2 separate regions of the Homo sapiens genome follow, and region 2 is linked to region 1. Evidence: chromatin loops called from intact Hi-C (ENCODE). Cell type or tissue: GM12878. All regions are shown on one strand. Links, peaks and the distances in the headings refer to the core of each region. The heading gives the core; the rest is flanking DNA.

Region 1 (5,392 bases), core at 299-5,298:
ATGTAGCCTTTTCAGATTTGCTTCTTTCACTTAGTAATATGCATTTAAGTTTCCCCCATGTCTTATCATGGCTTGATAGTTCATTTCTTTTTAATGGTGAATAATATTCCACTGTCAGAATGTACCACAGTTTATCTGTTCATCTACTGAAGGACATTTTTGTTGCTTCCAAGTTTTGACAATTATGAATAAAACTGCTCTAAACATTTGTGTGCAGGGTTTTAGAAAAACTTCAATTTGAAATTCAGGGGTACATGGGCAGATTTGTTATACAGGTAAACCAGTGTCATGGAAAGTTTGTTGTATAGATTATTTTATCACCCAAGTATTAAGCCTATTAGTACCCATTAGTTATTTTATCTGATCTTCTCCCTCCTCCCACTCTCCACCCTCTAGTGGGCCTTAATGTCTGTTGTTCCCCTCTATATTTCCATGTGTTCTCATCATTTAGCTCCCACTTATTTTTTTTTTAATTTTTTATTTTTTTTTTTGAGACGGAGTCTCGCTCTGTCCCCCAGGCTGGAGTGCAGTGGCGTGATCTCGGCTCACTGCAAGCTCTGCCTCCCGGGTTCACGCCATTCTCCTGCCTCAGCCTCCCGAGTAGCTGGGACTACAGGCACCCGCCACCACGCTTGGCTAATTTTCTAATTTTTTTTTGTATTTTTTAGTAGAGACGGGGTTTCACCCTGTTAGCCAGGATGGTCTCGATCTCCTGACCTTGTGATCCGCCCACCTTGGCCTCCCAAAGTGCTGGGATTACAGGCTTGAGCCACTGCGCCCGGCCATTTAGCTCCCACTTATAAGTGAGAACATGCAATAGTCTTTAGTTTGCTAAGGGTAATGGCTTCTAGTTCCATCGATGTTCCTGAAAAGGACATGATCTCATTCTTTTTCATGGCTGCATAGTGTTTCATGGTGTATATGTACCACATTTTCTTTATCCAGTCTTCCATTAATGGACATTTGGTTGATTCCATGCTTTGCTATTGTGAGTAGTGCTACAGTGAACATAAGCATGTATTTGTCTTTAAAACAGAACAATTTATATTCCTTTGGATATATACCCAGTAATGGGATTGCTGGGTCAAATGGTAGTTCTGTTTTCAGCTCTTTGAGGAATTGCCACACTGCTTTCCACAATGGTTAAACTAATTTACACTCTCACCAACAGTGTATAAGTGTTCCCTTTTCTTCGCAACCTCACCAGTGTCTTATTTTTTGACTTTTTAATAGTAGCCATTCTGACAGGTGTGAGACAGCATTGTTATGGTTATGACTCACATTTCAATTTTCAACTCCTTTGGGTAAATACCAAGGAGGATGATGGCTGGATTGTATGGTAAGAGTATGTTGAGTTTTGTAAGAAATTGTCAAAATATCTTCCAAAGTAACTGTACCATTTTGTATTTTCACCGGCAATAAATGAGACTTACTGTTATTTCACATCCTAACCAGCATTTAGTGTTGTCAGTGTTTTGGAATTTTGCCATTCGAATAGGTGTGTAGTGGTATCTCATTATTTTAATTTGGAATTCCCTAATGACATACACTGTTGTGCATCTTTTCATATAGTTATTTGTAATCCATGTATCCTCTTTAGTGAGGTGTCTGTTCAGATCTTTTGCCCATTGTTTAACTGGGTTGTTCATTTTCTTGTTGAATTTTAAGAGTTCTCTGTATAGTTTTGATAACAACCTTTATCAAATATGTCTCTTTTTCTAGATTGCATGTAGTCTTTTTTTTTTTCTTTTTTAAATTTTAGATTCAAGGGGTATATGTGCATGTTTGTTACATGGGTATTACATGTATAATGGTGAGTGTTGGGCTTGTAGTATACCCATCACCAAAACACTGGGCATTGTATCCAGTAGGAATTTTTCAACCCTCAGCTCCTCCCCACTATCTCCACAGTCTCCAGGGTCTATTTTCTCCATCTTTACATCCATGTGTGCCATTTGTTTAGCTCCCACTGGCAAACAATTTATTTCAGTATGTGGCTTCTCTTCCTCTCAGTATAATTCATAGCACTTATTTCTTATTATGTTTCCTATAATATTAGACTGTGGGCTTCTTATGAGCAAGGACTATGTCACATTCTTCCTCAGTTTTTTAGCTCAGTGTTTGGCGCATATTATGATTAAATAATGTTTAATTAATGAATGACTGTGTTTGCAAAGTGAGTCATCTACTCTCTTGATACTCAAAAGATGGCCCTCAAATCAGTAACATGGGAATCCTTTGGGAGCTTGTTAGTATGTAGAATCTCAGCCTTCACATGCTAAATAAGTATCGACATTTTAGCAAGATCTTCAGATAATCAGTATGCACTTTGATGTTTGTGAATCTTGTGTTCCACTTAACCTTTATGAACCCATCTTTCCCCACCCAAAGTCAGGTGTGGTAGGACTCCAAGTCACATTTATAGGATAGACTAATTTAGAAAGTTCTATTTTAGGCAGAAACAGGAAAGGCCACAAAGTAAAAATGACAAGTGAGAGAGCACAGTACTATTTTATAGAAGTTTTGCTAAACCTGAGAACATGAGAACTGAAAGTCCTGTGCTAGAAATCAACTTACAGTTTCAAAAATAAGTTCTGTGGGTTAATCTTTAAAATCAGGCCCTTATTTTGAAGTTGGTCAGGTGAAACATTCCATGGCAATTGTTTTATCTGCACCCAATTTATAACCACCTATTAGCACCTACCAGTTTGCTAGGTTCTGAGGTTAGTATGGTTGAGAAAGATTTCATTCCTGCCTGACACTGCTTATGGTATAGATGAAGAAGTAGAAGTTAAACAAAAAATTATAATCTCATTGTTGAATTCTGTTGTGGAGATAGGTGCAAAATGTTGTGAAAACACCATCGAATATTAAGTTTCTTGAGTATAAGAACTATGTATATTGTTCACTGTAGTAGAGTTCATGTTTCTGAGACTGAGGGTTTTGAGGGAACCCTAAATAATCACATTCTTCTGGCTCTACAGATTGTTAGCCAACTGAAAAATGGAAGAGTCAGATTGGGGATAATATTAATAATAAAGATGGATTGACAAGCACAGCTTGGGCCCCAAACCAAAATGTGTTTCCTACCCATTCCCCCATCTAAACTTGCTTGACTTTGGGACCCCTTTATAGGAGAGTTATGTCTACAGAAAGATACCTAGCCAGTCATGTGGGGAATGTCAGCCTGCTTCAAGTTTCCTTGATTGCAGATGAGGGTCAGAGATATAACTACAACCTCCTTGCCTTTGATGCAAGACGTTCTTTCAGAGGTTAATGTGGTTAAAAGGGTGAGAAGCTCTGCCCATCACACCAGTATGTTAAATCAATCCTCTTTCTGTAAGGAGAAGCCTGCAAGAGGGCAGATCATAGGAGGACCTTATATCAAAGCTAAAGTGAGAACATGAGGAAAGAGAAACAATGACTTTTTCCTAGATTGGGAATATGGTAAGTAATTGCTGAATGTTAAATTACTGAACTGAATGAATTAAAAACAAGAAACAACTACTTCTTTCAGGGAAGTCAAAAAATGTCATTTGTGCCTTCTCTTAGAGCCAGAAAAAAGGGAGGAGAGAATTTTAAGTGCAGAAAAGAGCCATTCAAAACAGGATGGCACATTCTGAGATTGTTGGCCAGGCAGCCAGTGGCTGTAGAGTAGGTTATGGGGAGGGAATTACAAAATATAACACCAATTTTGGTTGTAATTGCCACTTAAATACAATGTAGGTAGCCAAAGTTCTTTCCTGTATATTATACAAAACATTGTGAAAGATCTATTGGCAACGATTTTCTCTTTAAGCTTCTTGGCTATCACAGATGTGCACAACTGACATGCTGATAAAGGCATAAAATTTATTTTTATTTTAGACAATGTTATTAAAACTTATCCAAGTCTTATGTTTAACAGTTGATAAATGATTTTATTTGGGGTTAAATACAAGGAAGAACAGTATTGAGTAGAATTTTAGCAAACCCTATGAGGTCACAACCAAATAGAGGTTAGAAACCTCAAACTTTCTTATTTGCCATTGACAATCTACCTTAAAACAATTAAAAATGTTAGCTCCAAACTGGATAATGACAGACTGCGTTGTTCTTTAAACTTTTGGAAATGTGTGTTTTCTTTGAATAGTATGCTATAATGTGATTGGACAACATATGATTCCTAAGTTTATTTGAATAATATTGGTGTTTATTATGCATCTTTCAAAAAAAAAGTTAAAAAGTTCAAATTAAGAAGTATTATAGTCAATCTCTTCCAAGGAAGTATTCCAAGTAATAGTGGAGCTGGCCCACAGATTGACTAACTGCTATATGAAATTGAGACCTATGCTTTAGGGCTTTCTATGGCTCGTAATCATATATTTATAAGCACTCCACAATATTTTACCTCTTGTAATTCTTGATGATCCCTTGACAATAATAAAATGTTTATAACAATTGATATCTACCATTTATTTATTGCTTGTCTATGTGCCAAACACTGCTCTAAGTCTTTTAAATGTACAACTTGTTTAATTCTCACAGTCACCTTATGAAGTAAGCGGTTATCATTCTCATTCTACTGATCAGGAAACTGAGGCACACAGTCATCAAGTAACTTGTCCAAGTTCTCATCACTAATAAGTGATAGAAACTAAATCCCAACCTAGTAATCTGATTCCAGAACCTATGTTCTTACCACAGCACCAACTTGAGGAGCAATGGAGAAGAATTTGGGATTGTTCTAGACTCTGTAGTATGCATAAGAAAGCCTTGGATCTGTGCTGAAACCATCTCAGGATTGTCTCATTAAGCCCTGCTTAAGAGTGGTGATGCTTGCAATTGCCCAGTTATCAGCGTTGGGCCATCAGTAGAAGGAAGGAATTGAACTAGGCAAAAATATGGCACTACATTGGAGAAATAATACGCTCATGGCAAGGACAGAGTACAAGATGGTCATCAGGTTGACTATGCACAGGAGGAGACAAAAATGAGCAGTCTACAATCAGGAGGTCAGGAATCTAAATGACAATGTCCAGAGATTAGACAAGTAGTATGAGAAACTAGCACAGAGCCCAACAGCATGAAAAAGGCTGGATTCTGAGCCAACTGCATTTTAATGCAGGAGTCTCTAACATAATTCCCCTTCAGACTGTGTCCTAGACTGAGATGGGCTTAAATCTCCAGATAAAAACAAGTATTCAGATTTGTCAGGAGAAGAGAATTGAAGAATTAGAGAATCTAGAGGTTCCTAACAACAGTGATGGGAGAAGTTATGGAGCTTAGGCAGACCTGACATATTTCACCACAGCTCCCTGCCCCTGGAGAAGCATCGATATGTTGGAAAAACAGGAGAAACAGTGACAAAGTCAAAGAAAGAAGAGACTCAAGGACTTAGGAATAAACCATT
Region 2 (5,392 bases), core at 307-5,306, 53 kb after region 1:
ATCACAGGTTTAGAGAGATAAAAATTCTAACTTCTCTTAAAGAAACAACGTCTGAAAATCTTTTCATTTGTGTTGTTCCACATGAAATGACTTTAAGTGTTGAATGTGCACATTATTCCTACATTCTGAGACTTAGATTTATAGCTTATGAGTTGTCCTTCTAAAGGTATACTCTTCATATGCCAGTGACTCCCCAGCTTATACAGCAGTTATGCCTTATTGGTGAGGGATGCGTTCAAAGACTCCTTGTGGATGCCTGAAACCTGTTACCAAACCCCATATATCTCTAGTGCACATCTAAATCTGTGTTTAGACGAACAGAACCAGCTTTGTACCCGATTATCTTCACCAAGATGTCTGACTTACGTAAATCTCAAACTTGTCGTATTTAACACAAAGTTCTTAATTTCCTTCCTTTTTCAAGCCCACTTCTGCTGTGTTTTCTGTTTAAGTAAATAACACTCATCCATTTAGTTATGTCAAAAACCTAGGAATTATCCATGACTTCTCTCTTACTCTTTCTGCACTTTAAATGCATCAGCTAGTACTGTCTTCAAGAATGTATCCTTTTTACCCAGTCCTCGCCATCTCCTTTACTATCCCCCTTGCCCAAGCCACTATACTTTCATCCTGCTGTGGAAGCAGTTTTCCAACCCTCCTTACTCTCCTTTTGACCACTTAATATACATTCTTCACTAGCCAGAACAATCTTTGAAAAATGTAACCTACCATATGTCACTCCCCATTTGAAATGTTCCTATTGGGATTTTAAGATGATATTAAATACTCATTTTCTCAGCTCTCAAGTCTGGATTCAATTGAGAGGCAGACAGATTTGGGCAAATGAGATAAAATATTTGTTTTGTATTGATAAATGGTTGGATTGGCAGATATTGCCTTGTATTGAGTATGGTCGTAAAGACATCACTAATATTTAACTTATCTACCTATTTATTTTCCCTCACTTTGAAGTGTGGTTAGAATTTGGAGGAAGCAATTTCATGAAGGTAGAAATAAGATTGCCCTCATAAAATATGTTATGTCCTCATAAAATAAATATTTATATATTATATATAAAATATATAAATTTATTATCTGATCCTTCCCAAGAGAGATTCCGCACCTCTGGTTGCCCTTAGGCTTAATCATTAAGCCAGAACCATAAAGAGAACAAAAAACATTACCTGTGCCCAACGTTTTATGGCCTTTGTCACTCCTCAAGTAGTCTCTCCAAAGGAGGAATGTCTGACGTGGTAAGTAAGTTTGAGAGGAAACTGGATTTTGTTGGATCCACCCCTTCTGAAGTCTCTTGTTGTCTTCCTCCCTCAAGAGATGTCTGCCCTATTTTCCACTTGTTTGGAAACTATCTCCCCTGTCTGGTGTCCTTGCAGCTGTGCATCTGTCAGTCTGTGCTGGTAAGCTTTCTCCCTCAAAAACCGACTTGATGTGCTTCTCTGTTCTTATAATATCTGGCTCATATACCTGCATTTCACTAACCTAACCTATATATTATATATAATTTTGTTGTTTATATGTTCATCTTTTATACCTCACTGAGTTCCTTGAGGGTAGGAACAGTGAGTTGTATTTTTTTTTGTTTTTTTGTTTTCTTTTTTTTTTTTTGACTCCATGTTCTCAGAACTCTGGCACAGAGTAAATACAAAATATTTCTTCTTCCTTTCTTCCTTCCCTCCTTCTCTCTCTCGTTCTCTCCCTCTCTCTTTCTCTCTTTATTTCCTTTGTCTATCTTTTAAATCACCAAAACAATACTTTGTATGCAGTAGGTATTTTCCTGCCTAGTACATACCCAAGTATTTTTCAATATCGTTGCAAAGTAATTAGTCTTAGAATTCCCACCTAGATTTTTAGAGGGATTTAAGTCTGATAGTGTTGTCTATATAATGTGAAACAATGTTATTTTACTCAACTGTAATGTAATATCAACAGTTTGTTATATGTATCTGTTTGCACACTTTATGGACACCTCATATTTTGAGATATCTGCCATATCTCAAATGTTGTAAAACCTATCTTAAGTACTAAACAAATGACTGATACAAGCATGTTTTATCTCGATATCTGAACACTCCTCATTACTTATAATCTATATCACCAACATTAATTTTCTGTCTCTCATTTGTTCATGCTTGTTTACATTTGGTAATAGCTGGACAAGTATTAACCAGGTTGGAAGTTATGTTTAAGATGGTGAACTGATTAAGCAATAAGTAAATGTATGAGCCTATATAACTAAAAAATCTGAATATTTAGCTTTTGGAGCAGCTGGATGAGAAGCTTATATATATCTGTTATCAGGACCTAGACAATTTTTCTTTAGGTCCTACTTTTGTTTTCTTTAGGTCTACTTTTGTTCACCTCTAATTAGGATCCATTCTTAGTTATGCTCTGTCCTTGTAGTTGCAAGATGACTGCAGCAGCTCTAGAACACTTATCTTTAAAACTCCACACCCAGGAGAAAAGGGAAAGTCCTTGTCTCAGAAAGTTCTAAGAAAGTCTTAGAATAGAATCTCACAGATCTTGATTTCACAGACTTGGATCCTGTGTCCATTCTGGAATCAAACTGTGGCCAGAACAAATAGCGATTAATAAAATGTATTGTTAGAATGAGGATTTGGCCAAAAGTGCACTCCCAGAGCCAGGTATGAAATCAACTTTATACATATAGAAAGGTAGGAGAAGGGAATCCCCCAAAACAAAATCAGAGTTCTGTAACCACAAGATGAGATCTTGATTACAGGTGGTAAACCCAACAAATGTTCATTATAGATGTCCTGATACATTGTATGGTCTCGGTAGTACATATGAAATTCACTTTGGGGAATTCACAGAAAGAGGCAGCCTTTCTCAGGAGAATTAAACTGATGTTTGGAAAGATGCCCATATGAGGGAAGAGAGAGACCTCTCATATTATTTTATATTGTTTTATACTCAGTACCTGTTTTAAGAAAAAACAACAAGGAAGTAAAACCAAAGACAGGCAGCCCGGCGTCAGGCCCAAAACCAGGCCTGGGCCTGCCTGGCCTAAACCCAGTAGTTAAAAATCAACTCATAACTTACAAACCGATGTTATTCATAGATTCCAGACATTGTGTGGAAGAACACTGTGAAACTCCCTGCCCTGTTCTGTTTCTCTCTGACCACCGGGGCATGCAGCCCCTGTCACTGCCTGCTTGCTCAAATCAGTCACGACCCTTTCATGTAAAACCTTTAGTGTTGTGAGCCCTTAAAAGAGACAGAAATTGTGCATTTGGGGAGCTCGGATTTTAAGGCAGTAGCTTGCCAATGCTCCCAGCTGAATAAAGCCCTTCTTTCTACAACTCGGTGTCTGAGATGTTTTGTCTGCGGCTTGTCCTGCTACACATAGACTGCTGATTAGGAAAGACCATCCATATTAAAAGGGCATTAACAGGTAAAGAAAACATTGGTTTCCCATATGAATCAAAAACAATAATAATAAAAGCAGATGCCTCAACTATCAGCCATTGATCCATCACTGAGCTGTCTCTTAAGAGTGCCATCTCCTGGGTGACAGCAACAGGACTCATTTATTTAATTTGATAATTGTTAATGAAGTTAATAATACTGTATTGTAAATTTGAAATTTAATAAGAGAGCAGACCTTTGTTTTTACCACATACACAAAAGGTAACTATGTGAGGTGAGGGATGTGTTAACTAACTTAATTTTGGCAATAATTTCACAATGCATATGTACATCAAAGCATCATACTATACAACTTAAATATGTACAATTTTATTTGTCTATTATACCTCAGTAAAGTGGGAAAAAGTATTAGTTAAACAGTATTATGAAAGCCTGAAGGCCTTCTATGTTGTAGTTGGCACTCTGTTAGGTGCTAGGAAAAGACATATTTTTTTAAAGGATAACCCTAGGAGCCAAACATAGGATAATGATACTAGTGCCCAAAGAGACCGGCTCCATCAAAGACAAAGCTCAGAAGATGCCTTGAGGCTAAAAGAATTGCTGTCCTTGGCCAGGTGCAGTGGTTCACACCTGTAATCTCAGCACTTTGGGGGGCCAAGGTGGGTGGATCACCTGAGGTCTGGAGCTCAAGACGAGCCTGGGCAACATGAAACCCATCTCTACTAAAAATACAAAAAATTAGCCAGGTGTGGTGGCACATGCCTGTAATCCTAACTACTCAGGAGACTGAGGCAGGAGAATCGCTTGAACCTGGGAGACAGAGGTTGCAGTGAGCCGAGATCATGCCCCTGCACTCCAGCCTGAGCAACAGAGTAAGACTCCATCTCAGAAAAAAAAAAAAAAAAAAAAGAATTGCTGCCCTTAAAGGTGAAGCGAGTCTCTTGTAGAGCTGATCACCTGGCATTTTGAGCTCTTTCAGAGGTCATAGACCTCTGGAGAGAGAAACTGAGACACGTAAGAGGGTGGAAACGACTCAGTGGTGACACACTGAGGAGTCCTGCCCACAAGCAGCACACACTGATGCATCACCCAAAAACCCTAGGCCACAGCTCAGTTCCTCCTTTTAAGAAAATAAATAAATAAATAAATATATACATAAAACCAGGAAACAATCTAAGAATGAGGAGAAAACAAGGAGAATGACCCACTTTTGTGCACTCCATAGGTTTTACGGCACCTTTACTTGCCAGAGTAAAATGGAAGTAATACAGTCTTTGTGCACATTTAGATTAAGGAAAAAGAGCCCTAAGGTGGACCTGTAAACTATAGAGTTCCCAGGTCCCCTTTTTCTGTATTTTCTTTTCTGCCTGCTTTAAATCTGCTGTTATGTTTCTGCTGAGATAAAAACCACTGTTTGGATCTAACAGGTTTTGTTTGTTTGTTTTTTGCGAGCTGGCAAATTTGTATTTATCTCATGGCTAAAGTACTGAAGTAAAAGCTGTAGAAGCTGTGTGTGTGTGTGTGTGTGTGTGTGTCTGTATATGTGTGTTTGTATATATTTGAAGGCCTTTATAATAGACTTCTATAATGTTATGTTCAATCGGCAATTAAATCCATTTTAATTTCCCTCCAGCTCACCAGGCTTTCTCTTCTTACACTCTTTTTTTTTTGAGTCAGAGTCTCACTCTGTTGCCCAGGCTGGAGTGCAGTGGTGCCATCTCAGCTCACTGAAATCTCTGCCTCCTGGGTTCAAGCGATTCTCTTGCCTCAGCCTCTCGAGTAGCTGGGATTACAAGCGCACCAGCACACCTGGCTAATTTTTGTACTTTTAGTGGAGACAGGGTTTCACCATGTTGACCAGGCTGGTCTCAAACTCCTGACCTCAAGTGATCCAACTGCCTCGGCCTCCCACAGTGCTGGGATTACAGGAGTTTGCTGGCCCACTGGGCCCTCTTCATACCTTATGATGTAAATTTTGTTATCTGAT

The links. A loop is a pair of places that touch in the nucleus more often than their neighbours do. Peaks named below come from ENCODE experiments on the same cell type or tissue, not always from the same donor. Only the 100,000 strongest peaks of a DNase experiment are listed, where the experiment ranks them.
Region 2: it touches region 1 in a loop (6-fold over the local background); 2 of 110 quality-filtered maps call a loop at or near these places.

The regions. Positions count from the first base shown.
Region 1 is chr3:112,457,838-112,463,229 of GRCh38, reverse strand. No RefSeq gene overlaps it. Among named protein-coding and RNA genes, the nearest start is that of BTLA, 39 kb to the left of the region's middle. In GM12878, for the core only: no CTCF peak of the experiment used is centred there; DNase peaks (open chromatin) are centred at 2,439 and 3,239; H3K4me3 peaks cover 2,927 bases; H3K27ac peaks cover 4,687 bases.
Region 2 is chr3:112,405,097-112,410,488 of GRCh38, reverse strand. All of the region lies in intron 1 of LOC124909408 (a long non-coding RNA gene), which reads right to left. Among named protein-coding and RNA genes, the nearest start is that of CD200, 75 kb to the right of the region's middle. RefSeq lists an enhancer at 3,686-4,208. In GM12878, for the core only: no CTCF peak of the experiment used is centred there; DNase peaks (open chromatin) are centred at 2,468, 2,735 and 3,168; H3K27ac peaks cover 1,830 bases.